Regions from separate parts of the Homo sapiens genome. Here region 2 is linked to region 1. The links are chromatin contacts, found by Hi-C or POLR2A ChIA-PET in ENCODE. All regions are on one chromosome and are shown on one strand. The core of a region is the stretch at or near the end of the contact, and the rest is flanking DNA. Distances in the headings are between cores, read along the strand shown. Region 1 overlaps LINC01695 (long intergenic non-protein coding RNA 1695). Region 2 overlaps LINC01697 (long intergenic non-protein coding RNA 1697).

The links. A loop is a pair of places that touch in the nucleus more often than their neighbours do. ChIA-PET counts read pairs that join two places held with the same protein, here RNA polymerase II (POLR2A). Pooled maps may share reads with other maps.
Region 2: a map of gastrocnemius medialis shows a loop between it and region 1 (2.0-fold over the local background). The contact joins two enhancer-like sites. A Hi-C loop is called at or near these places in 4 of 168 maps with a recorded cell type or tissue (Right ventricle myocardium inferior, gastrocnemius medialis, heart left ventricle and 1 more) and 3 of 50 pooled maps. POLR2A ChIA-PET finds 5 or more read pairs at or near these places in 1 of 52 experiments (PC-9).

What each region holds. Positions count from the first base shown.
Region 1 is chr21:28,211,948-28,218,638 of GRCh38, forward strand. LINC01695 (long intergenic non-protein coding RNA 1695) reads right to left here. Exons shown (of 6, transcript NR_126012.1): 3 at 293-401. Among named protein-coding and RNA genes, the nearest start is that of LINC01695, 13 kb to the right of the region's middle. Within about 2 kb of position 3,506, at least 4 of the 41 ENCODE cell types and tissues checked have a DNase peak (open chromatin) inside an H3K27ac peak, as active enhancers do; they include gastrocnemius medialis, where a contact is called at or near this core.
Region 2 is chr21:28,095,706-28,102,396 of GRCh38, forward strand. All of the region lies in intron 1 of LINC01697 (long intergenic non-protein coding RNA 1697), which reads left to right. Among named protein-coding and RNA genes, the nearest start is that of LINC01697, 51 kb to the left of the region's middle. Within about 2 kb of position 3,771, at least 4 of the 41 ENCODE cell types and tissues checked have a DNase peak (open chromatin) inside an H3K27ac peak, as active enhancers do; they include gastrocnemius medialis, where a contact is called at or near this core.

The DNA of each region.
Region 1 (6,691 bases), core at 2,256-4,755:
CAGCTGATTTGATTATCATTTCTTGTCACAGGTAGAACTCTGAGGGCATAACCATATTTTATGCTCATTCCTCATTTTAAGTTGGTTATTTTCATCAAGCACTATGAGTTTAATCACTCTGAAGTAAGGTAATAGATGAGTTTACTGAAAACACAATTCATTTCCTAATTTTGCTGGCCAAACGATACTACTCCATGTTCATAAACATGAAACTCTTCAAGGGATCTGCTTCAAGGGGAGGCAAGATGAATGTGCTCTTGGGAGTAGGACATTTAGAGATACGGTAAATTACCTTGTCTAGGCACTGGCCAAGTGGTGCTGTGGAAAATCTCCAGGACATCTCAGCTGCATGAGCTAATTTGTCTCCCATGGACTTGTCTCTCAATGGCTTGGCTGTGGGCCTACTAAAGGAAAAAAGAAATTGTGTTTTTTACCTTCTCTAAAAATTGCACATTATTTGCACTTTTGAAATCTCATTTTGTTTCCATTCAGTGGTTATCAAAATTATTAACAAAAGCCAGATGACAATATTAATCATATTAAAGACTGTGTTTAATTTATATTTATAATGCTCATATAATGTCATAATGTTCTATGACTATACTACATAGGCCTCCTACAGATGATCAAATCTTTAGGTGAAATGTTTATTTTTTGTTTGTTTATGAACTGTCAATAGCCATCCATGTGCTGTTAAAGATAAAGGTTTTGCAGCCCGGCTCAGTGGCTCACGCCTATAATCCCAGCACTTTGGGAGGCTGAGGCGGGCAGATCACGAGGTCAAGAGTTCAAGACCAGCCTGGCCAACATGGTGAAACCCCATCTCTACTAAGAATACAAAAATTAGCTGGGCATGGTGGCAGGCGCCTGTAATCCCAGCTACTCGGGAGGCTGAGGCAGGAGAATCTCTTGAACCTGAGAGGCGGAGGTTGCAGTAAGCCATGATCGCACCATTGCACTCCAGTCTAGGCAACAAGAGCAAAACTCTGTCTCAGAAAAAAAAAAGAAAAAGAAAAAGATAAAGTTTTTTATAATATAGGTTGTTATAAAGAAAACAAAGAAGAATTATAGAAATATCTTTCTTATTTTGACTTCATAAAAGACAGCTTACTATATGTAACTCACTAGAGTTGTTAGACATCCCTAACAAGAAAGCTTGAGTAAGTCACTTAGTTATTTTAGAGTAGGTATGATTATTTAAATAATTTAAAGTTTCCTGTTGTTTTAAAGAAAAGATTTGTATCGTATTTTTTTAGAAAATGACTTTTCATGTAAGAAGGTCAATAATATGGCACACTTAAGGTAATATTCTCTATCATTTATTTTTTCATTTGACTTCTATGCTATTTAAAAATACAAAAAATAATAGTTTTGTATATGAGCATTTAGAAATGCTTTGGGATGATTCAAAATTTCCAAATCTTTCTACAAGTCAGGACTTTCAAAAGATATGAAGTAAGTACAGAAGTTTACATCATTCATGCATCTGACATTGAATCAGATACTAATCAGAACCCTGGCTGAGCTGTCCTATAGCTAAGGGTTCAGCTGTTATGCATTAAATCAATTCTAAACGCACTTTTTCCAACTTCTTCCCATCCAAATCTATTTAATTTGTCGTGTGTCCTTCATTATATAAGAGAGATTTTCTGAACAAATTCTCTGGCTTGAGAGAATCTGTTCAACATATTTACACTAACGTGTTAGTGATTGGAAAAAAAAGCCAATGAGATTCAACCAATTAAATGAAAGAATTGAAACCTCAGCTACTGACTCAAATTATTTTTGAATCGAGGGAATTTGCAGGATGAGCTTCCTGATGTCCTAGAATTGCTATAAGTTAATTACCCACCTGTAAATAAGAATATCTTCTTCAGGTATATAATAATGAAAGTAAAAAAAATAGAATTTTTCTTTGGTGCATATTTCCCTCTTACTGTTCCCTGGGAAAAGTTACTATATTCCAGGACCAGATTGTTTTACTTTGCTGTCTTTTCTAGCTCTAGAGTGATTTCAAATATTGGGTGTTCCTTCAAAGGAACAGAAATAGTACCAATTCACAATGCCATGCATTTGAGATATAAATTAATCAGCAGGAATTCATCACATTGTAATCTAGAAGGATAGGGCAAATCGTAGCTCATAATTATCTAGAATTCCAGAAGAAATAGGACAGAAATAGGAAGCAAGAAGACAAAAAGCAGTCTTGGTTCTCGTATCACTAAAGAGTTTCAATGGCACGTGATCTCAAATGAAACCTGGTGGCCATTGCTCATGTGTTGTGTTCCACAGTAACTAGAGGGGTGCACATTTGGTCTGGAGCAATCTTCATAGAAGAGGGGACTAAAGCCCTAGAAAGCACGAGTTCAACTGGCTGCAGCCTGCAAATCAAAAGCATTCATTGAGAAAACATTAAGAACCCATGTACACAAACAATAGGGCTTAGGTATGGTTGCCACTCTAATAACAACTAAAAGAAGTTGTATGCTTCTCCTAGATGATACAAATTTTTTAAGTAATATATTTTCTCATTTCTTCTTTTGCTGCCAGAGTGCTTGGAGCTAAATCTGTAGGCATAATTTTAGCAACCATTTAAAAAATTATGACATATATATTTTTATACAATTTTTTCCTGATGTGTTGTTTGTATTTCTATTTTTTAACATCCTGAATTATGTTTTTCCCCTATTTACTGCTTGCATTCTAATAAACTGCTTCCATTGTTTTTGTAGAACTAAAACAAATATACTCAATCATATAACAGTCAACAAAGAAATAAATACACAATAACAAAAGGTTTGCTACTCATCCCTTGCTTTTCTGCTTATTTACAATGATTCAGAGAATGGTTAGACTAAGGAAACGTGACCAAAATTAGCAATATTTATTTAACAATAAAAGCCAATCCTCTACACTCCATTAGCTCATCGTAACTATAGAGAGGATTATCTCAAAGTAGACAAGTCTAATGTGCAATTTAGACTGTACATAACTAAAGGCACAGGATAGAACTGGCTTTTATTTTCTTCCTGGCGCATTCTCTAGTCAGCCTTCAATCATGAATACTTGTAGAGAGAAAACTTTACACAAGCCGGAGGCAATTGCTGAAGGTGGAGACTCAACCTTTGACTTCTGCCATACAGAAGTGACCAGCCTGAGAATATAGAGATTTCTTACCAATAGAATACAATGTAACAATTTTTAAATATTAATAAAATGCTGGAATTTCATTTCTTTCTCCCAAATGTTCCTGCTTTGCCTTCACGGAACTTCTTGATTTCCTGTCTCCCCTTTTCCCTCTCATCTTACTCCAAGACTTTTGTAAATAAACAGCATAATGGAGAAGACACTTTCTCATAAGGATATTTTTTAGTTGACTATGGTTGCATAACAGCCAACAGACCAAAATATTTCATCATCAAGAATGTCCAAGTGGCTGCCCAGAACCAGGAGAACTGATATGGAGTCGCATGAGATAATGTTGGCTGACTAAGGATGAGAATTTGAAAACTCCCTGTACCCTCGGGCTAGCTTAGAAACAGCGATGCTCTGCCAAGAGCTGGCTTTAGAGCTGGGCATATCTACATTGGAATTTCAACTCTGCCACTTCCTCTTCATGGAAACTTAAACATACCCTTTAATCTCTTGGGGTCTCAATTTCCTCATCTTTAAAATTAGCATAATCCCTTTTGGGGTATTATAAATTAAATACTTCCTTATAAGAAACTTCAAATATCTGAGAAATATGATTTCAAAATGATATACTTGGGATTATGTTCTGACTCACTGGAAAAATACCTTCTGTGTACAAGCACTATACCTGCTGCCTGGGATAAGAAATAAAATTCATGCTCTCTGTCCTCAGGTAGCAAAAGCTAACGTAGAAATTTGACTTATATATAACTACAGAACTGCTCATCAAATGTTTGAAGCAATTTTAGAAGTCAGGGATAGCGTTTGATGGTATTATGATCATTTTGCAGTCAGGAGGCTAGGAAAGCTTAAATCCTATGTCACTGTCAAGAATCTCTCCCAAGTGGTTACTAAGTAAGGCAACGAATGAACAAAACAGAACAGGAATAAAGGTCATTTTGTTGGTTGCAAGATTCTGCAACTAATTCTGCTGGTGAAAAAGTAAATTGAAGCCTCTGACTTAGGCTTTAAGTCAGAAAGGGACCTCCTAAACACCTCTCTCATGTTAAGACGTCACATTTTAGATATTGAGAGCAGAAGGCTCAGGTATACCTGCGTGAGAGAAAAACATATAGCTGGAGGGGTTTTTTTTTTACCCATTCAGACACAGCATGAAAGACAGAGAAAGGCCACCAAAATTTAAGAGGACTTCCTAACATTGCTTACCAATTCTACAACACAATACAAAAAAAAAAAAAATGACAATGAGAAGTTCCAGACCTAGACTCCTCACTTTGAAGATATAACCAGTGATTGTGCATGCAATGGCAATGTCCTCTAGTAATTGTGTGCAATCAATATCTATGAATTTGAATAAGCAGGTTAATCTTTTTTCCTTGGGTTGGGAATGGAGCTAGCAAGAGGAAGTTGCTAAGAATTAGGTGAGCATAGGTAGAATATGCATAGGGAAAAATGGCAAATGGTCTTTCCTCCAATAGGACACAATGTTGGTGTAATTAATTATCTCCCCAAATTATACCTTGGAATTTAAAATTCTTAGCAGGAAGATATCTACAGAACTCAAAACATTTTGTGTGAACTCCAGTACATGATGGGATTTGTCCTTAAAAGGAATAACTACTAAAACTAGACTAAACATTTACTGTAGTTCAGTGCAGACTTTAGTCTAGGAATAGTTCTAAATGGTACCCGGAGTAGCGGGGGAACTGATGAAATTAATCTATACTATCACAAAAATTAAAGTCCTCTTGATATAAATGAAAAATATGTTTGTAAAAAATTGCAAGACACACTAAGTTTTAGTGTTAGAGATTGTGAAAAAAGATACCAGAAAAGATCCCATCAAACATTATGCTGAAATAAGGATATAACGTGTATGAGTGGCATTATACTATCAGAATAGGAAATGGTATCAGATTCACAGATTTTGGGAGCCAAGATGGTGAGAATAAATGTATTCCAACTGCAGAGGAATATCAATAAAGTAAGTAAATAAGATTTTTGTGTGTGTGGAAAGAGGGTCAGACACCTGAAAAGAGGCCATAAAATATGAATAAACTTCAAACAAATGACTCACCTCTACAGCAGGTTGAGCCAACTTTCCTCATCAAGGAGACCTCAAAGTTGCTTCAGAGCATCCATGCAAGTTGCCTTGTAAGGTCTTGTTGATGTGCTCCCCCTTCCGCCATCAGATCCTCTTGGCCCTGCCTGATCCCTGGGGCCTCCATGGCTTGTTCTGTTTTCCATCTGCAGGGAACCCAGTAATGACAAGTGCTTGTCTTATAGTTATAAATGCCTTGGCTCCACTTCTATCAATTTATCTACTAAACACCACCAGCTGTGTCCCTCTTGACCTGAGATGAGAACTGTCTTTAAGCCAGGCCTTGATTGTGCCTCTCTTGTGGAGCTGGACATTCTGGTCCAGGAGATGCTTTATGCACTGAACCAATGGCCAATATATGATGGTGTGTACCCATATGCTAGACTACTTGACTCCAATATCCAAAGGGCAGATGTAGGATTGGCCCCACTCATCTTTTCCATTGACCTGTGTATTAGTCAGTGTTCTCTAGAGGGACAGAACTAATAGAATAAATAAACATATATAATATAACATTATATATATATGGGACTTTATTAAATATTAACTTACATGTTCACAAGGTCCCACAATAGACTGTCTGTAAGCTGAAGAGCAAGGAGAGCCAGTCTGAGTCCCAAAACTGAAGAACTTGGAGTCGAGTGTTCAAGGTCAGGAAGCATCCAGCACAGGAGAAAGATGTGGGATGGGAGGCTAGGCCAGTCTCTCCTTTTCACATTGTTCTGCCTGCTTTATATTTGCTGTCAGCTGATTAAATTGCCCACCAGATTAAGGGTGGATCTGCCTTCCCCAGCCCACTGACTCAAATGTTATTCTCTTTTGGCAACACCCTCACAGACACACCCAACATCAATAATTTGTATCCTTCAATCCAATCAAGTTTACATTCAGTATTAACCATCGCAACTTCACCTCTTCTCAACTTGAACCCATACACATCTCCTGAGATCATAATCTCCAAATAAAGATAATAATAAGGTCGTAATTCTGCCTGATATAATACAACTATCCTTCATACAACTGGAAATGCACCAATCCCCAACCCAAATACTAATACAAAAAGTTAACAATATTTAAATGCTGATATGAAGTCAATAAACCTTATGTCACATGATAAAATAAAATAAAATAAAAATATTTTCTTAGTACAAGTGTATACATAGACAAACATGTTTTTAACAAAAGAAGAATGAAATTCTCATGAAAATTATAGTCCTTGTTTCCACAGCTGGTAACATGGTTGGAGCTCGTATTGATGACTACCTTCTTCTACTATCCATTCTGTATTCCCTTTGCCGTCAGAAAGCACTTCAGCAGGTCATGGTTTTTTTCCTGGAGGAGTGACCCAAACCTTCACTCCTGAGGGGTCTGGGCCATTTGTAGTCCTGCCTGGAATGGACTGTTGTAGTTTCCCACTGACTTTAATCACAGGGCATG
Region 2 (6,691 bases), core at 2,521-5,020, 120 kb before region 1:
TTTGCTTATATTTCAGAATATTTTGAAAAGAAGAAATTTATAATAAAAGTAGCTGCTGTTCACAGAACATCACTGTGTATCTGACAGTGAGTTGAACTCTTGAGGAATGTGTGTTTTATTATTAAATTCTCACAACTTAAACCATGTTAATCACTGTTCCTTCCATTTTACATAGGAGGAATCTGCATAGATTAGACGAAAAAGTTAAAAGGAGTATGAATGAAAAAACTACGTGTACAAGATGTCCAAGATGAACAAAACTATACAATAAAGTTCATTTCAATATACAACATGTATTATATTCAACAAGGCTCAAATTTTTTGATAAAAGGAAACAGAGACCTCTTTTTCTAGCAGGAAGATATTTTTCTTGGGATGTTTTGTTTATGCTGGCTTGAATAACACTATGGTGAATATCATAAGATTAATTCATTTTTAACATCTCTGTAAAAGCCAAGGATGCAGTGTGTCCGTGGGGAATTTAAATCATACATTTTAACACACATATTAAAATTATGGATTCTCAAGTAATGATAAATTAACAGAACCCTTTGAGTTTTTTTTAATTATAAGGCATTTTTTGTTTGTTGGTTTGTTTCTGTTTTTTGAGACGGGGCCTCGCTCTGTCATCCAGGCTGGAGTGCAGTGGCGCGATCTTGGCTCACTGCAAGCCCCGCCTCCCTGGTTCAAGAAATTCTCCTGCCTCAGCCTCCCAAGTAGCTGGGACTACAGGCACCCGCCACCATGCCCGGCTAATTTTTTTGTATTTTTAGTAGAGACGGGGTTTCATCATGTAAGCCAGAATAGTCTCAATCTCCTGACCTCGTGATCTGCCCTCCTTAGCCTCCCAAAGTGCTGGGATTACAGGCATGAGCAACCACGCCTAGCCAATTATAAGGATTTTTAATTAAGAAAATTAATTTTTTTAAATGTGACTTTTTATTTAATTCTTTGCTAAATTAACTGTATACGGGCCTACAAGAAAAATATTCTGTTTCCATTCAAAGTAAAATTATTTGTAAAATATTAAGCCTACTAATAATGTCATCACCATTATTATTTTAAACAAAATAGGAGACTTGTGCAAAGACCACTCTCATCTAAAAGCCATGACCCAACTACCAATATGATTTTCTTTAAAAAAGAAATAAGAATGCTTTTACACTGTTGGTGACAGTGTAAATTAATTCAACCATTGTAGAAGACAGTGTGGTGATTCCTGAAGGATCTAGAACTAGAAATACCATTTGACCCAGCAATCCCATTACTGGGTATATACCCAAAGGATTATAAATCATTCTTCTATAAAGACACATGCACGTGTATGTTTATCGCAGCACTATTTACAATAGCAAAGACTTGGAACCAACCCTAATGCCCATCAATGATAGACTAGATAAAGAAAATGTGGCACATATACACCACAGAATACTATGCAGCCATAAAAAAGAGTGAGTTCATGTCCTTTGCCGGGACATGGATGAAGCTGGAAACCACCATTCTCAGCAAACCAACACAGGAACAGAAAACCAAACACTGAATGTTCTCACTCATAAGTGGGAGTTGAACAATGAGAACACATGGACACAAGGAGGCGAACAACACACACCAGGGCCTGTCAGGGGGTGGGCGGCAAGGACAGGGATAGCATTAGGAGAAATACCTAATGCATGTGGGGTTTAAAACCTTGATGACTGGTTGATAGATGCAGCAAACTCCCATGGCACATGTATACCTACGTAACAAACCTGCACATTCTGCACATGTATCCTGGAACTCAGAGTAAAAAAAAAATTTTTTAAAAAGGACTTTGCTCTGCTTAGAAATGGGAATAATTATGACAGAACAATATTAATGGAAAACACATGGTAGATATGAATGAACACTGTGAAACGTTAGGAAGCAGGGAATGAAAAATTGCCTCCTTGACAATAGTAAAATTTCAACATGATCCCTGAGAACCATCAGATTTTTAAATAGCATTTTCTCCCCGCTACCCTGCATAGGGTTTGAGTTTCTAGCAGGCTCCTAGGCGATGCGAGTGCTGATGCACGAGGTCACACTTTCAATAGCAAGAGTACAGGCACCACTTAAAGTAACAATTCACATAGATCTGTTTATGACTTAAAAGTTAATAAAAGTGTTCTATAGGAATGCTAGGAAAGAAAGAAAGAAAATTCTAAAGAAAAAAATAATAATTCCTATAGTCTTCAAAGTCTGAAATAATCATTCCCATATGGAGGCATTTCCTTCCAATTATTTTTGTTTGTATATAGTTAACTAATAGTTACCTATTTTGACATCTAACTTTGTTACTTAAGAAACCATGGGCATTTTCCCCATGTAAATATTTTTTTCATAAAACACCTTAAGGCCAACAGAATATTTGGCCATTTAGTTATACCATAACTTATTAGCCCAGTTTCTCTCCTGTGAAATATTTCGATTATTTCCAGTGTCTTATTAGTATAAATAATATGTGGGTAAATAATTTTAAAATTTCTGATTATTTTCTTATAAAAGGTTTTCTAAGAGTTGGATTACTTTGTCAAAGGATATGAATGGTTTAACACTCTTGAATTATATTGCATATGCTGAGTCTATCTCAGCATTATTGTTTTAAAAATATGCTTGTCAGTTGAATAAATGTAAACTAGTATTTTCACTTAGTTTATTTTATTACTAACATGCTTTTATCCATTTCAATGGCTCCTGTCCTGAGAACCAATTTATGTCTACCAAATTGTTTCTTATTTTAACTCAATAATCATGTTAGAGTTCCTTTTATATTAAACATAAATTCCTTACAAGTATTTTCCATTTTTGTCTTTTTTATTTATTTAATTTTTTTAATTTAATTTTTGTGTGTGTGTGTGACGGAGTTTCGTTCTTGTTGCTCAGGCTGGAGTGCAAAGGTCCAATCTCGTCTCACAGCAACCTCCACCTCCTGGGTTCAAGCAATTCTCCTGCTTCAGCCTCCCGAGTAGCAGGAATTACAGGCATGTGCCACCACACCCAGCTACTTTTGTATTTTCAGTAGAGACTGGGTTTCTCCATGTTGGTCAGGCTGGTCTCAAACTCCTGATCTCAGGTGATCCATCCGCCTTGGCCTCCCAAAGTGCTGGGATTACAGGCGTGAACCACTGGTCCGGGCCTTATTTATGTTTCTACCATGAAGAAAGTTTTGATTTTCACAGTGTTTTATATGTAGAAAGTCATTGCAAATTCAAAGCTGATTTTGTTATTTTATCTTAGATTATTGTGGTTTAAATTTTTTAAGTATGTAATCTAACTGTAATTGATCTTATTCATGTGTAGTTTGGACCTCATTTGATTTTGTTTCCAAGGTAAATTTTCAAACACATTTTGTTTAATAAGAAATATCTGCCTCATGAGTTTTGATGATTCTTAAATCATATATTAAAAATTTAGGAAAGCAGAAGTTGTCTCCGGACATTCTAATGGCTTTCACAATACATCTATAAATCATTGCGATGACAGGACACATTTAATTATGTCTAAAATATCTGGGGGTACACTTCTTTAATTCCAACTTTTCTTCATCTACTTTATAACTTTAAAATAAAAAAGGATCATTCTTTCAGATGAATAACCATATTATGTTAAAAGTTAAGAGTCTCCTCAAGACTATGAGTGGCTTTAATGTCATATTTAAACGTCATGTGAGTTTCCTATTGCTATGTAATTAATTACTACAACGTTAGCAGCTCATAGGTCCCAAGTCCAGCACAGTGTGGTTGGGCTCACTGTTCAGGCTGAAGTCAACGTGACAGCAGGCTGTGTTGCTATCTGGTGTGAGGATTCTTTTCCAAGTTCATTTCTGTTCTTGGCAGAATCAGTTCCTTGCAGCTGTCACACTAAAATCCTCTGTCGTTTTTTTTTTTTTTTTTTTTTTTTTTGCTGGCTGCCTACCATAAGTGTAAATTAATCTAGGAAAAAATAGGACACTTTAATAATATTTAGACCTTCATTAACTAGCTTAAGCAAAATTCAATATATTCCAAATTTTATATATATATACACACACACATATATATATTCATAATTCTTATAATCATGTTTGTACAGGTCTTTTATGTGTGCTGTACAGATTTGCTTATATTTTGCATTTGATTTGTGTACAGATATTTTAGTCTAAGTCATCAGTTATAAGAAAACTTCAGCATTTTCTCTCTTTCTTCTTATTCTCCTAATGCCTATCTGAAACCTTTTGGTAATTCATTTGTTTTTAGTTAGCTATCTTTAGTTTTCTAATATTAATTAAAATGTCCTGAAATAGTTATTTGTTTGCAATACTTAAACATAATTAAATTTCATAATGTAAAATATTAAAATATTAATATTATTAATATATTTAATAAATTTAATTAACTATAATAATAGTTATATTTTATAACCATCACATAATTATATTTACCAATGGCTACTGATTTCATATAGTTTTTCTTAACCATATTTCAAAAACTAACTTTCTAGTCCTACTTAAACCATTTTTTTCTTATGTTCTGCTTTGCTTTTTAATAGAAATGAGTATCTTTTTTTTACTTTCGACATCCATTGAAATGATCTTATAGGTTTTCCTTTAGAATTATTGGTGTTATAGTAGCAATTAATTTTCTAAAATTTAAAGCAAAAATAATAAAATGAACACTGTTTAAGTGTATAGTTGGATGCATTATGACAAATGCATAGATTTTTATACCCACTACACATTAAGCCTTTGTATACAATCCCCACTCTGTCATCCCAGCACCAGCAAACCAGAGATCTACTCTTAAATATCCTATGAATGGAATCACACTATATGTACTGTCTTGTGAATGTCGTCTCTCTGTCCACATAATGCTAATGAGATTCATCCACGCAGTCGCATGCATGGGTAGTTCATTCTTTTTCAATAGGAAGCATTATTCCACAATCTGCTTATTAACTCTCCTGCTGATAAACATTAGGGTTATTTACTGTCTTTTACTACGTTGTGTAAAGCTTCTAGGCAGCATCTTGTTCATGTCCTTGCGTGGAATTACATGGCTGTAGAGCAGGCATATGTTTAACCTTTCAAGAAATGGATTAATCTTCCAAAAGTAATTGTACCACTTTATACTCCCACAAGCAATGTATGAACGTTCCAGCTGCTCCACTTCCTAGCCAACACTTGGGATTGATAGTTGTTTTAATTTTAGGCATTCAAATGGGCATAGAATGATAGTTCAGGTTGCTTTGTAAGTATATTAGGGAAGCATCCAACTTACACTCGATGAGGTCAAGTAAGAATTTCTAAAGAAAAGAATATGTAAGAAGAATACTCAAACTGAAAGAAAACAATCTATTAATGTGTGATTCTTACTTAGCCATAGTGAATAGCTCTTCAGACATTTTTATTAAACTTGTTTTGGCACTATTTTGATTAGAAGTTTGCAGACTGGGTCTTTTGATTGTGCCAGTGTGTGCTTTTTAATGTGTCTATGTATGTTTACGTGGGTATTTAGACTTATGATAACTTCAAAAATGTATTTGATAACTTTCCATTTTTTTGCAGAAATATTCTTTCATTAATATTACATGCTTATGGAACTTTACCTATTGATTAAAGGTGAATATTAATATTATTTATATAATAAATTATAAAATATAATATGTATATTATAAATATTAATATAATATTCATAATAAATCAAATGGCATTTTATTATTATTTAAACAATACATTATTTTAAATAATATATTTAAATAAAACATTATTTTTAATATTTAAATAAAACATTATTTTAAATAATATATTTAAATAAAACATTATTTTAAATAATATATTTAAATAAAACATTATTTTAAATAATATATTTAAATAAACAACATATTTCAATACAATATGTAATATTATTTTTAAATGATAATTGAGGCTCATAAAATTAGGCAGAATAATAATTCTAGCAGTAGAAGGGCTTCAGTTTTTATTGATTTATGAGATAAAATCTTATATCCTTGTATATAAACTGTGGATGGAACACATCAAGACTTAAGCTCAAGTAAACTGTCAGTCACCAGTATAAAAAAAATGCTACTACGTATTGTGTTGTAGAATCTATAGCATACTTTATAATAGCTGCAAACCTATATTATTTCAGGTTCTCATACTACAGCCCAAAGTATCCTAGGGGAAACTTTTGTGACCCCATTACTTTCCACTCCCAAAGGATATTTGCTAAAATGATAATGATGATGATGATGATGACGATGATGATGATGACGACAATGATTTGAACTTAATAGCTTTAGATTGACTTAATCTAAAAGTATTTCATAACATTATTTTACTGATTTGGCCAGGACAAACTTTCATTTTGCCTCCCAGTAGTCTTCAGCAATTCAGAATATAGGATAGATTGTTGCCCAGATATGTTGTAGTCAAGACTGATTTAAATCTTTATAACATCTGATTGTATGAAATTAAATAAAAGCTTCCCCCAGACCCTAAAAGATCATTTTAGTAAACGGTGTAACTTTGGTGTCAGCATATGTAGTTATGCAATAAAGAGAACAAATTATAATTCCATAATCTCTCTCCGGAGTTAGGTGAATAACCACATCTGTGGTATAGGGAATGGAAAGATTACTTTCAATCTATTCTAAAGAAACTCTGCTCTAAAATATATCAAGCAAAAGTAAAATA